2 separate regions of the Mus musculus genome follow, and region 1 is linked to region 2. A link is a loop called in an ENCODE intact Hi-C map of the cell type or tissue named here. Cell type or tissue: heart. All regions are shown on one strand. Each heading gives the region's core, and the rest is flanking DNA. Links, peaks and the distances in the headings are about the cores only. Region 1 has its middle 19 kb from the start of Gm36909. Region 2 holds the start of Itga6 (integrin alpha 6).

The links. A loop is a pair of places that touch in the nucleus more often than their neighbours do. Peaks named below come from ENCODE experiments on the same cell type or tissue, not always from the same donor. Only the 100,000 strongest peaks of a DNase experiment are listed, where the experiment ranks them.
Region 1: it touches region 2 in a loop (3-fold over the local background); 4 of 42 quality-filtered maps call a loop at or near these places.

The regions. Positions count from the first base shown.
Region 1 is chr2:71,670,696-71,677,687 of GRCm38, reverse strand. No RefSeq gene overlaps it. Among named protein-coding and RNA genes, the nearest start is that of Gm36909, 19 kb to the right of the region's middle. In heart, for the core only: no CTCF peak of the experiment used is centred there; a DNase peak (open chromatin) is centred at 4,277; H3K27ac peaks cover 1,696 bases.
Region 2 is chr2:71,784,413-71,791,404 of GRCm38, reverse strand. Itga6 (integrin alpha 6) reads right to left here and starts at 4,466. Exons shown (of 26, transcript NM_008397.4): 1 at 4,085-4,466. The coding sequence starts at 4,266. In heart, for the core only: CTCF peaks have their summits at 3,429 and 3,712; DNase peaks (open chromatin) are centred at 3,354 and 4,454; H3K4me3 peaks cover 2,489 bases; H3K27ac peaks cover 2,403 bases.

The DNA of each region.
Region 1 (6,992 bases), core at 2,907-5,406, 110 kb after region 2:
TATATCCTTGGTTATTTAGAAGTTCTTCTTTCGATTATAGGTGGGACTGTATATGATACAGTGTTTATTGTTTATTGTTGTTGCTACTGAGCCACATGACAACCCCCACCCCAGCATCATGCACCTTGTTCTGGATGCCCTGAAATAGTTTCTCTGTGACAGCAATGACATGACAAGGACAAAGAAAATTTCTTCTTCCTAATCATCAGACATGGTGACAGCTCACCTAGTCCTGCTTTTCTCATTATCCACACTAATGTCTCTGAGTTCCTTCTTCCCTATGACGTTTTTTGGAGAAGGGAAAACAAACAAACAAACAAACAAACAAAAATCCCCAACATTTTTGAAATAGCTCCAAAGGGATGGGGACAAGGTGAAACCAAACACATTCTAGAAAGTTTAGTATAATGATTCTAGAAAGTTTAATACAATGATTCTAGAAAGTCTAATACAATGATTCTCGAAGGTTTAATACAATGAGAAAGGGGATCTGTAAACAAACAGTTGGTGGCAGTGGCCTGTCCGGGGCAGAATAGTCAAGGTCACAGTTTGCCTCCCTTGGTAGAAGTCGTTGAAAGAGTGACCTGGAGTTTTGTGGTGCTGAGGTAAAAGGAAGAGAGGTTGCTTGACCATTGCAGAGCAGCTTGAAGAAGCTGCGCTCTGGGAGTACTGTCATCTGGTTGAGTTCAGCACAGCCAGTCCTAGATGCTCTGTGCTCTGTGCATAGCTCAGCAAAGGACCTAAGCCTTGCATCTGAACTGTGTGTGATGCTTGTTTCCTGAGTCCCTGTGGAGGAACTCCTTCCTAACAGACTCTCGGCCACCTGTATCACCCCCAAGAAACTCCTGTCTTTCTGGAGTTAGACTTCTGAGAAAGTTTCTGAGAAAGGGTACATGATGTGATCCAGCCCTCTGCTTTATCCTGAGGAGAGATGGAAAGACCTGTGGAAGTAGAGACGCTGGAGCCTCTACTGGCATCATCACTGAGATGGCAACGGTCAAGGGACAAGTGGAAGCCTCCGGTGACTGTTGCTCCAGGAAGCTTCTCTGAGGAGGCAGGTCTTCTCGCCTCTGGGGATAGCAGGACAGAAGCAGGCATGGGGACTTGGGGTAGGACCAGGGAGAGGACCTCTGAGCATTACAACCGAAGTCATAGGCCAGCTCTGTTATTGCTGTCCCCCTCCCGCCCCTCACACCAGAGGATAGTAAAAAATCATGCGTTCAGTTCCAGGAAATACAACCTTATACTGAGTATGATTCTCTACTCCATGCAGGGTCAGACTGAAAGCCGAGAAGCCCCTGCTTGCAGCATCTTCCCTCCTTCCTGTTATCCTTTGTCTTGTCTCCACAAGTCCACCTCAGAAGCATCAGCAAAGCCCTAGAGAATGAGACCTCTGAGCCCACCATTCTAGAGGAGCTATATCAACACGTTCTTCCAAGCGAAGCCCTTGTAAGAAAACAAACCTCTCACTTTGCTTAGTTTTCTATTGCTGTGACAAAACACTATGACCAAGGTTAATTACAAAAGAAAATGGTTAATTGAGGCTCATGCTCCAAGAAGGTCACAGCCCATGACTGTCATGACACAGAGTATGGCAGCAGGCAGCCAGGCATGGTGTTGAGTCAGATGAGAGTGTGCTGTCTTGATCTACAAGAGAGAGAGACAGAGACAGAGAGACACACAGAGAGACAGAGTCTCAAAATGGTGTCTTTTGAAACCTCTAGTGACATACCTCCTGCAACAAGCACACCTCTTAATCCTTCCCTAATACTACCACCAACTGGGAAACAAGTATTCAAATATTTGAACCCATGAGGCCATTCTCATTCAAACCACCACACCCTTGCTTGCAAATATTGTAACTTTTCAACACACCAGTATTTCTTAAACAAGGACAAGCTAGAAAAAAGCGGGTGAAGGGATAGACAGACGTTATGTTTTGTTTTGTTTTGTTTTATCGAGACAGGATTTCTCTGTGTATCCTGGCTGTCCTGGAACTCACTCTGTAAACCAGGCTGGCCTTGAACTCAGAAATCCGCCTGCCTCTGCCTCCCAAGTGCTGGTATTAAAGGCGTGAGCCACCACGCCCGGCTGGATAGACAGATCTTATAATAAACAAAATAATCTCTCTGGGAAGTCACCTGAGGAGTCTTGTATGGTTTAGTTGTGAAGTGATCAATCCCTCAGAAGGCTGGTGTATTAAAGGGTCAATCCCTTGTCCAGGGCACTACTTGAAAGTGATGAAATGACAAGGATGCTAAGCTCATAGGAGATTATGGCCATAAGGCTCAGGCTGACTGAAGCCTTTAGTTCTAGGTCCACTGCACAAGGATTGGTCAGCAGCCTCCACCTGTGGGGGAGATGAGGCGTTCAGGGCAGAGCTCAGCATTCCCTCATAGACCTGGCCACACGGCTGAGGGGTGTGAATGGGCAATCGGGCACTGGGGCTTAGCTGGAGGTACTAGATCACTGGAGGGGTGACGTGGTCAGTATATTGTCTCCTATCCATTCATTTGTTTGTTCATTCATCTCTCTCTCTCTCTGTCTCCCTTCTTCCTTCCCTACCTCCCTCTCTTCCTCCTTCCCTCTCTGACTCCTGTCTATGAGATGAGTACCTTTGCTCTGCCACATCCTTCTGTCCTGGTGTTTGTGTCTTGCCGTAGATCTGAGAGCAATGACACAAGCTGTTCATGGGCTGCAGCTGGGAAACCATGAACCCAAACAAACTCCTCCTGTCTTAGGTTGGTGTACTGGCTGGCTTTATGTGTCAACTTGACACAGGCTGAAGTTATCACCCAGAAAGGACCTTCAGCTGGGGAAATGCCTCCATGAGATCCAGCTGTAAGGCATTTTCTTAATTAGTGATCAAGGGGGGAGGGCCCCTTGTGGGTGGGACCATCTCTGGGCTGGTAGTCTTGGGTTCTATAAGAAAGCAGGCTGAGCAAGCCAGGGGAAGCAAGCCAGTAATGAACATCCCTCCATGGCCTCTGTATCAGCTCCTGCTTCCTGACCTGCTTGAGTTCCAGTCCTGACTTCCTTTGGTGATGAACAACAACTTGGAAGTGTAAGCTGAATAAACCCTTTCCTCCCCAACTTGCTTCTTGGTCATGATGTTTGTGCAGGAATAAAAACCCTGACTAAGACAGTTGGTTATCCCAGGTATTTGGTTACACACGTGTTACAGCTCAGGGCCTGTAACAAATGAATAATAGCCCAACCCCAGGGTCCCAGTCAGCCTCTTTGGGGAGGTGGAACTTGGATAGTGTGACAGCACTTATCCCATGACACCACAGGAGCTGGGGCAGGGCTTTAGGGAAGTGAGACACCGCTCAGGGGGTGGGAAAGCACAGTCTGGGATGTGGGAAACCTGGAGAGGGTTTGGGGCCCTCAGACCTGTGATGAGGCTGGGACCATGAGGTTCTCTGACTCTTGGACATCCAGGCACACTGAGAGTCACAGAAGAGCCAAGAACTGAGTTGAGAGCTGGAGGGCTGGGTCAGCATCTAGCCCAGACCTGAGGAAGGGGAGCTCTGCCTTGTTCCAGTGGTGATTGTCCTTAGCTTGGTGGAGGCAGGCTGGAAGCGCAGAGAGGCCTTCTACGGGAGAATTAAACTGCAGCTCTGTAGGTGGAGGCCTTCTTGGCTCCCCGCAGCCGGTCTTGATGAAAGACTCAGTCTACGGTTCTAAACTGTTTATTGACTGTTCATGGTGGAAAATTGGATGCATACTTAGCTGTACCCCTTCTCAGGGTGGACACGAGATTAAATACCTTTTGCAGGGAGAAATGTCTGGGAAGGGAAGTTTATTGGCTAAGCCCTCCAGGCCTCTAGGTACCTCATTAGCATGGAGAACTATGTGACCTATGGTGGGGAATATGGCACGTGTTCCAGGCCAGGAATTTGGCAGGGAGCTAGAAGTCGCCTAAGTCTCAGATGTGTGCCTACCAAGTTTCCGGGTCTCAACCTGCTCTACCTTACCAAGCTTCTGGGCATGCTTTTACCATCCCACAGGCCCCTCCCCATCCCCCCAAGAGGTACCAGGTCACCTAGGATGAAGTAGCCATGAGGACAGTGTCCCCAAGGGCCCATGTTATGCTGCTGGCCCAGGCAGGGCAGGGGAGGGGCTGGACTGTATTCCACCCCTCCCTGATAGAGGCAGGCAGGAGCTTGTGTAGTCCGCCCCGTGTGGGTCCAGGGTCCTACCCCACGTGTTTTCCCTTTCCTCACAGAGCTGCTTCCTTGGCAGCTCCGAGGAGGAAACCCCTGAGTAAACAGAGAACGCAATGTCGGCCCTGAGGTCTCTCCGAGCTGCACCCCAGGGACACAGCCCGGGGTCAGGCCTACATCCGGTCCTCATCCAGTCTCCAGTCAACCGCCGTGTTGTCTCCCTGGCATATTTCTTCTGACTGCATTTGCTCAGTCCTTGAAGGAAAAGCCGATGTCTTCAAACAGCAGAGCAGAGGAATTCTGAGGCAGATGTCCACCAAAGGCCAGAGCCCTCTGCCCTCCCTGCCGGAGAGGCCCTCCGCAGCCACGGAACAATGGCTGCAGTCACTCAGAGCACCCCACAGACTTCCAGGTTGGCTCCTTTTCAGCATCTGTGCTATTCAGAAGCCTCATTTTGTGTGATGGGTGTGGAGGAAACCAGAAGTAGCTGGCAGGAGACCCCCTAGACAGAAATGCTATTACCCTCTTTTTATAGATAGGGAAGTAAAGGTTTGGAGGTCACATAGCTAAGAACTGGTATTTAACCATTACCCTCTGTCCATATCAGGCTATTTAGGGTGCGTGGGGCTGGACCACAGACCAGGTCTACCAGCTGGAAAGCAAAGGCACTCTAACGATTCCCAAGTTCAAGGGCTTGTTTAAGAAATACTTGGCTTCTCTTTAGGAGCGGATCAAAGAAAGTAGTTTTTGGAAATATCAAAACACCACATCCTTTGACACTATTATTGCTGCTATTTTTAGTCCACATACCTAAGACTCAGTAGCAGTCTCTCCCATTTACAAGTTCATTCATAGGCAATTTATTCAATCTCTCACACGCCTCAAGTTTCCCATCCATGAAATGGGAAGAATATGAGCCCCTCTATCACAGGACGGTTAGGATTAACTCTTGAGTTATCATGCAAGCCTCTATATGGTGCCGAGCACTGTGTATCATAGATGATATCACTATCTGCATCCTTAGCCAGGTCTGCCACCTCCCCCCATCTCTCTTACTCTTTGTTTTTGTTTTTACCATTAATGACACCTTTATTTCAGAGCTCATTGCTTCAGACATGGGTGGGAATTGTGACTTCTTATTGCTGAGTCTCCTTTTAAAAGTCTTATTTTTTTATTATTATTTTATGCATACAAGTGTTTGCTTGCCTGCATGCATGGAAGTTTACCACATGTATACAGAGACCACAGAGGTCAGAGAAGGTGCCAGACTCCCTGGAACTGGGGTTTACATAGTTGTGAGCCATTTTGCGGGTCCTGGGAACCGAATCCAGACACTCTGTAAGAGCAACAAATGTTCTTTACTACTGATCTGCCACTACAAACCCTCATTGCTGAGACTTCAGGGCTCTTGTACGGGGCTTGGCACACAGCAGATGTGTAAAACACACACACATACACACACACACACACACACATACACACAAATATTAAAATGGTGCTTATTCTAAGAATAAGGCATTCAGGTTAATCACAAAGGTTATCTGGTTTTTATAAGATTTAAAAATCTGTATCCCTCCCACCTCATGCATCCTTGGGGATGATAAACAAGCACAAGGGTGCATCAGGATGAAGTTAAAAGAGCCATGAAGTGCTAGACACGTGACCATTCCCAAGAAGTAAATTCATGAGCATTGCCCAAAATCAATGGTTCTCAACCTGTGGGTCACGACCATTGGAAAACACACACTTATGATGGTCTTAAGAACTGAGACAGCTCAGTAGGAAATTACAGTTATAAAGTAGCAACAAAAATAAATTTATGATTGGGGGTCTGTAAGACCAATAGGGAATATGTGTTTTCCAAGTGGTCACACCCCACAGCCTGAGGACCACTGCCCTACCTGAAAATTTGTCAAGCAATCCCCATTGAGGGGAATGTTTAAAATTGAACATTTCAAAGACATATCCTCAAAATCAGAACATGATTAGCAACTGAGCACATACTGCATGCCGGGCACTGGGCCTACAAGGAGGTGTTTGGACAGACATGCTGCCTCTCATGGGGAGCACTGTTGTCTTAGAGAAGCAAAGACAGATGATTCTTAGGCAACATGTAGAGAGGTCCTCAGCGGCACACCTAGCGTCTTCACACTGCAGAAGAGGAGCCCCATCTGCAAGTGTGAGGGTTTTACAGTCGTCAGGGAGATTGGTCTAGATACGTTTTGACCTTCTCTCTTGAGCAGCCATGTTGATAGACACCAAGGATGACCACACACTTGGCTGAGCCACCCTACTGGGTGAGCAAGCATTGCCCCTGTTGAGGCATGGACAGGGCACTTCCTCTAATGTCAGCCAACAATCTTCTGCTCAGACAAAGCCAGGGCTGGCCCGACTGTCACAGGCCTCCCAGCAGCCCACAAACCCTCCCCACCGGTTCTATAAATAATAACTGGATGGCTTTAGTTCACCTTGACATGCTCAGTGCCCCCGGGGGAGGAGCATTAGTCTGCTGTGTTTGATGATTTCCTTCCTTCCACCCAGGCCTGGACGCCCTTCTGGTCATCATGGATTTGCTTCTGGTTGGGACTGGAAAGCTACTCCATACTTAGGCCATTGTTCAACATAAAGGAGATGGGTGGCCACTGGAACTATGGGTAATAATCTTTCTCGTGGAGATAAATAAGGGAGCCTGGGCGATAGACCAAGGTTCTCCTCTCTAAGGACAAATACTCCCGCTCTGGCCCCTCTAGGTAAATGTGGCTGCTGCCATGTGTGTCTCCTGCCCTAAGCAGGCCACCCAGCACTGCCAGGAACTCACCGAAGGGA
Region 2 (6,992 bases), core at 2,451-4,950:
ACTCAGCACAACTCAGTGTTTCATGCACACCTGGGAGCAAATAACCGTATTTTTGTTTTAGCTCCACTGTTGCTATTTAAAACACAGAATTCACTGCCATATTGGTACAGAAATATGTTAAATCCAGGTCCTTGGGGCCACGTACCATAGAATGCCAGTACTTCCAAACTGTAAAATCTTAAATGGTAGTGTATTGTTCCTAATATGTCTTCTAAGTCTCCTTTGACTACTGCGGTTTCTTCTCCCTACTCTTGGGACTCAAGGTGACACAGCAGTTCTTAGAAGATGGCCCCAAGCCACTCACTCTGTTGTAGGAATGAGATCAAGGAAGCAAATGCCTGGGTGCACATCCTCTGACCCCTGGCGAGAGGCCGTCAGGTCGCATCCTTTAGCTGTCAGAAGGAGCTTGACCCATAGCCAGTTGGGCTGAGGGTGACTAGGAAGAGAGTCCATGTACTGATACTTAAATAGATAGCCCTGACCTACATGGGAAGCAGTTCAATGAATCAACACACTGTAATACATTTCCAGAACTCAGCAGCTTGCCAATGCCTCCACATCTGAAGGTCGTTTCTGAGGTTTCCTCTTACAAAAAGAGCACAGGCGTGAGCCAGAAATACCACCTTCACAACCAGATCTTGATTAAGATTCTGCCTAAGTAGCTGGAAAGCTTCGGGTAAGACATTTCATGACCTTCAGCTCCTGTTTCTCCATCTACGAAGGGGTCGAATGGACTGCATGATCTCCAGCTACATCCGACAATTGAGTAAGTCCAACAGTCAACAAGCATCCAAGTGAGGAGAGAACAGTAGGCCTGGGATGCGCTCAGACAATATGGAGGAGACCGAACAAACAAACGAACAACCCAAAAGGAGAAAATGAAGACTAGGAGTGAAGCAGACTTCTCTCCATGAACGCAGCTCCTCCCAGGTGATCATACACAGATACATCCTTGCCCAGAAGAGAGCCAAGTGAGTGAGTCACAGGATAGATTCTATTCAGTCATCACTTTGTACCTTCCACGGCTAGAGATGACTGGGCCCCACCTACCAAGGAGAGGGAGGATTAAAGTGCTTATAACCCAACCTCAGTCACTCAGCTGTCTGCTTAATAACTGCTGGAGTCTTATGTAATTTATCTCCGGGAAACATAGATAAAGTTTAAAGTGCCTAATCCAATGTGACAGTCCCCAAATATCAGCAATATCCAGTGTGTTTTGGGGGCTCTCAGACACAGTATTACTCCCTATAAAATCTTAACTAAAGCTATTACTGAATATATAGATGGCATTATAGGAAGTTTAAAATCCAAAATAAATAATAGAAAGGAAGAAAGAAAAGAGAGACAAGGCCTTATGTTATGATATGTTATGATATGTTATGATACATTCTCTATAGCTGTGCATTTATCTTATACGCCCGCCCACCTATCTTCTGCCTCAAAGTCATAAGTTCAAGAAGTTTGCTTCTGCAATGAATCTAAGGCGGAGTAAAGTTTAGCTGCTTTGGTGTTCATAAGTCTGATTGAGAGTTCAGGATATTAATTTAAAACAAGAGCCTTCGGTTTTAATGTGAGGTGATCACAGACTCACCAAACACTTACCACACCTGTATGGCAGCTGGCATCTAACACTGTAGGCCTAGAGATTCTACTTTTAAATGCATCGCTATCAACAGCTTCCATTTAGCCAACAGGTGTCCATGCTGGGCAGACCGGGCAGACACTAAGCATTTTGCGTGTTCTTTTAATCTTCACAACAACCCAGAAACACCTACACTGTACAGGTGAAGAAACCACAGCTCGAAGCAAATGGTTATCAGTGCCAATGACCAAGAAACCTAAACTCAGCTGTCTATCCCCAGGTCCCTGAGATGTTGTCACTGAGTTTGGAAACTGGGCCCAGAGTCCCATCAGTCTCACTGGCTAGCACTGACACCCACCTTCTTCTCCGTAAAAGGAAGCCATGGGCATGATATGACTCTCCTCAGAGGATTGATGCTATTCTTGAACCTGGGAGAGTATATCACAAGATGAACCCACAGCCTCCTGGAATGCAGATTCTGCCTCTAGGTTCTAGGGTGTGGCCCAGTACCCCTTGCCATGGGTCTCTTCTCATCTGAGGGTCTGACCTGGTACTCCCATCTGTCGTCCTCTACAACAGTGGTTCTCAACCCTCCTAACACTACAACCCTTTAACACAGTTCTTCATGCTGTGGTCACCCCACACATACACCATGACTCCCCCCCCCACACACACACCATAAAATTATTTCATTGCTACTTCATAACTAATATTACTACTCTTATAAATCGTAATATAGATATCTGATATGCAACCGCTGTTAAGGGGTCACAACCTACAGTTTGAGAAACACTGCTCTATGGCTTTTTTTTTTTAAAGGCACCAGAACTTGTCTTGGGAGGACCTGTAGCAGCTGTAATAGCAGAGAAGCCCTGCGGTAGTGACAAGTTTTAGCAGGCCCAAGGCTGCTCACCTTAATGACAACAGTGATTCCTGGCTAAAGGCACAATTTGAAATCATTGTCCTCAGGACATTTCTTGCCCCAGTTTCCCCCCATTATAATGTCTGCTTGGACATGTCCATCCAGGAAGCCAATCTCTGTGGTCTGATACAGACAGAATGCTAAATAAAGGCAAAGAATGTTTTCCCTCTGTTGGCCCACAGTCACTTCTATACTAAGTTCAAATCCTCCATGGGTAAATGTATGTGTTTCTCGAATAGTGTTTGAGATTTGAAATGTCATCCTCTTGAGTTGACAAACAAACAAACAAACCCTCTCACTTCAGATTTACAGCTGACCAACAATTATTTTCGGGAGAATGCCACGCCTGCAGAGTCAGACCCCCTCCCTGCCCGGGACTATCCCACCCACAATAGACTTCTGCTTCACCTAGCAGGTGGTATCAGAAAAATCTGACCTTAAGATTTTGAAGTCCACAATATGCACAAACCCCAAAGTTGTTAAATATCCGAAAAGGGAGTTTTCTCCAGTTTAAAATAATTCTGGCCTCTCCTTTCCCCTTGGCTGCACTCTGTTCTCTCCGGTCTGCTGGTCCTGGAAGGACCTGGGTTCAACTCAAGACCTGGGCGGGGAGGAGGACCTTTTGTTGTGGGAATGAGCATGGATCAAGAATTTAACCCCACTGCGACTGGGCGACTAAGCTCCAGAAAATCTTCCCCAATCAAAGAACTGGGTCATGTGGGAGCCAACACTGTTTAAAAGGCAGAGCCAGTCGCTTTCTCCTGGAAGAAACACTTGGGAGGATGACTGTCACTTCCGAACCTTCTTTTCTAAGTCCCTCCTAGAAGGGGCACTTTGCTCTAACTCCTCCGTGAGGCCCACCCAGCACTGGGGCCGGAGGATCCTTGAGTGCTGCTGATCTATCAGGGAGCTGGGAGGGGGAGCTAGCACACCGACTCGAAGAAGCCTGTTTTCACAGCTGAGCTAGTCCTGAGGAACAGGTGCTTTTTAAGAAGCATGTTAAAGTATCTCCTGCAGGAGAGCCCACTCTGCAGGGAAAGTCATACGGGACAGCGAAAAGTGGCTTCCCAACTTCCACGCGGCGCGCGAACGAGGGAGGGGACCGGACGGTCGGAGAGTTGGAGAAAGGCCTGCATTTCCCTGGAAGACTTCCCGCAACCCTGTGTCCCATCACTGTCCCTAGTGCACACGTGAAGCTCAGCAAAGCGTGCCACCTGCCGGGGTCCCTGCAAACTAAGCCCGAAGTGGAGAACCGCGGAAAGCACTTCAGGGGAGGGGGAAAGTCAAGTATCCCGGGGCCGGGCCCGGGGTTTGTCCCTTCGGCTCTCCTCACTCCCGGGAGGCGCCGTGTGCAGGGCGCGGCGGGCCCGGATCTCTCAAGTCTTGGGCCGAAGAAGTGCGAGCGGGCAGGGCAGGGCAGGGCAGGGCAAGGTAGGGAAGGCCAGGGCAGAGCAGAGCCGAGCTGGGCTAGCCCACGGATAGGCTCTGGGCACGCGGGACGGGCGGCAGCAGGGCGCGCCCTCGTTCTCCCTGGCGCAGCGCGGCGCCCCGGTGGGGATGGGAAGAGTCGGGGAACTCACAGCCGCTTGTCCTCCGGCTGCAACTGCCAGTGCATGGCGAGCGAGAAGCCGAAGAGGCTCCCGGGATCCCCCGATTTCCGGATCACGTTGTCCTCGCGGGTGTCCAGGTTGAAGGCTGTACCCAGCCGGGCTAGAAGCCCCGCGGACAGGTAGAGCAGGCACAACTGGCCCGCGACCGCCATGGGCGCGCGCGGTGGGAGGGACCCGCGGAGCTGCTGCGGCCTCTGTGCGCGCGGGCTCGGGGCCGGGGCCGGGCTGCCTGGCGCGCCGCTGCGGCCACTTGGCCTCGGTCGCCCCTGCGCGCGGCCCCACCCCCGGCCGGCTCACGCTCACTGTGCGGCCGCTCCCCCACGCCCGCAGCTAGCTGCTGCTCAATGAGCCCGTTGTTCTCTGGAGACTCTCAAGCGTTTTATCGAGTGACCGGGACTCCGGCCCCGCCCCGCCCCGCCCCGCCCCTCCCGAGGCCCCGCCCGCCACACGCACCTTCCCTGCCGGCCCCGCCCCGCAGCGGCGCACCCGCCGCAGCCCTCCCACCTTCCCGCCACCTGCCCGGAAGCGTCCCGGAGCTTGGCAAGACTAGCCAGGCTTTTTTTCTACCTGTCACTGAACTGCGGGCCTCATAGGGCTGACTTGCAAAGACATCCGTTCTCCAAGGGTTCAAGACGCGCCTAAGTATGCCCAGCTCTTGGGGTTGGCTTGATGTTGCATACTCGCTGGCTCCCCAGGGACCCAAACGTCGAAAACGTTGCTGTGCTACTTAAAAACACACTGTTTCATTCAGGCCTAGGAAGCGGGCTTCTCTGTGCTGATGAGTTTTGGTTTTTTTTTTAAAAAAAAAAAAAAGAAAGAAAGAAAAGAAAAGAAAAGAAAAGAAAAGAAAAGAAAAGAAAAGAAAAAAGTCAACTCAGATTTTTGTGGGAAGATCTCTAGGTAGGGAACACTGAGTCCTTCTATCTTGGGCCCTGGAGTTTAGCTATTGTCCCCTTTTCTTACCCTAAGTTTCCTAGTCTAGTTAGAACTGCATAGATAGAGACAGCTAGAGGTCCGTGTGGGTGGCTTGAAGGCTTGAGTCTCGCGGGCATAGGGTGGGGCTTTCCAGCGAGGTGTTGGCTTTTGAGGCATGTTTATTTTAGGATAGAAAAACTTGCTTCAGGGACGCTCAGAACTTGGTTGAGAACAAACAATATACATTTTAGTGAACCATTTTTTATTATCCTCTGACATTTAGATTAGCATGTTTTCTCTTATGAATGTAGACAGTAAACCACAAAGGCAGGAGACTGTACCAACAACCCAATTATCAGTAGAAAATACTGTTTTATCCAGAAAAGTTGGTTGTTGCAGATGTTTCAAATTACAGTTGTTATTAGGTAGCTACTCTGCTAGATCTCGATGTATGTCAATAAAGAAGCAATTTATTACTATAGAAAAAAATGTTAACATTTTGACATATGTTAATATAATCGATTTTCTTCTTAAAAACATGTATGTTGTGCATAGGGTCTTGGTTTTCAGTAACTTACTGAACGGGCCTTGTTCTACCCTGTCTCCTATCGATGTAATTTAATATTTTAACCAAAAGCCACCTGAGGAGAAAAGAGTTTGTTTTATCTTACATTTCCAGATAATAGAACTCAGGACGGGAACCTGGAGCAGAGACCATGGATAAAAACTGCTTAGTGGTGTGCTCCCTCTAGTTGTGTTGAGCCAACTCTCTATACAAGTCAGGACCAACTGCCCAGAGCTGGGTAACAATCACAGTGGGCTGTACACTCCTGATGCTGGAAAGGGCCTTTCCATGGAACCTAACAGGCATGCATAGGAAATAGAAGCAGGGTGCAGTCCCAAGGGAGACCCAAAGCGTCCTTCTACATCTGTACCAAGAGAACAGCTGGAGCTACTCAGAGAAGCTATGTGAATATCACGTGTGGTCTTCACAGGTGGCAGCAGCTGCCAGAGTGAGTCCCCAGCAGATGTGCCACTTCCCAAACAACTAGTAATCTCACATCTTGCCCTGGGTGAGGTATAATGGATCTAAATGCACACGAGATCTTGAAGATCACACGGTTTGAACAAGCGCTTCTGAAGGACATTGAGAAACTGTTAGAAATGACTGTCTAGTGAGGTAGAAAATATCAGCAGTGTGATTTTTAGTGGGTGTCACTCACAACCGTTTTCTTCTTTCATGTATGGCAACCACTATCCCTGAAAGACAGGTCCAATTGATGATGGTTGGACATAAGGAACCTCAAGGTCATTGTTACCTTCTTGATTTCAATCCTCAAGTTGACATTTAAACATTTAATCGCAAGGTAGTTCTCAGCCAGGAGCCAGTGATGTAGCTGCCATGTTGCTGAAATACTTCTGAACTGGTTAAGAAAGCTGTGCTGAACAGCCAAACCCTGCGCATATGTCCCAGATCCATCAGATTCCACTCAAGTCCAAGCCCTGTACTGCAACTGCTCCCTCTGACCAGTCATGCTCAAGTCCTATTAGCCAATGGCCATTCTGAACATCCCTCCTCCTCCTAAGACTAATTCTAGGCTGTGGAGAACCCGTCATTCCCTTCCTTAGACATATTGGCAAATAATACATGAATGGTCATTGTTACCTTCTTGATTTCAATCCTCAAGTTGACATTTAAATTACAGTAAATTAAATTTAAATATTACAAATGCACAGTGCAAATCGAATGGTACTTGTAGAGATGAAATCTGGTCTGAAGAAGGCTGAGACGCTTGTTCTGGAATATGCCCGTACTGGGTAAGAAACTATCAGTTGTTGTGCCTGTCTGTCTTCCACCTGTTTCCTGCCTAGGAAGCCAAACATCCCTGGTGTTGAGTCAAACTCTCAGACTCCTAACAGAATCTCTTGGAAGATTGTCATTGCTTCCTATGGAAATCTGGCC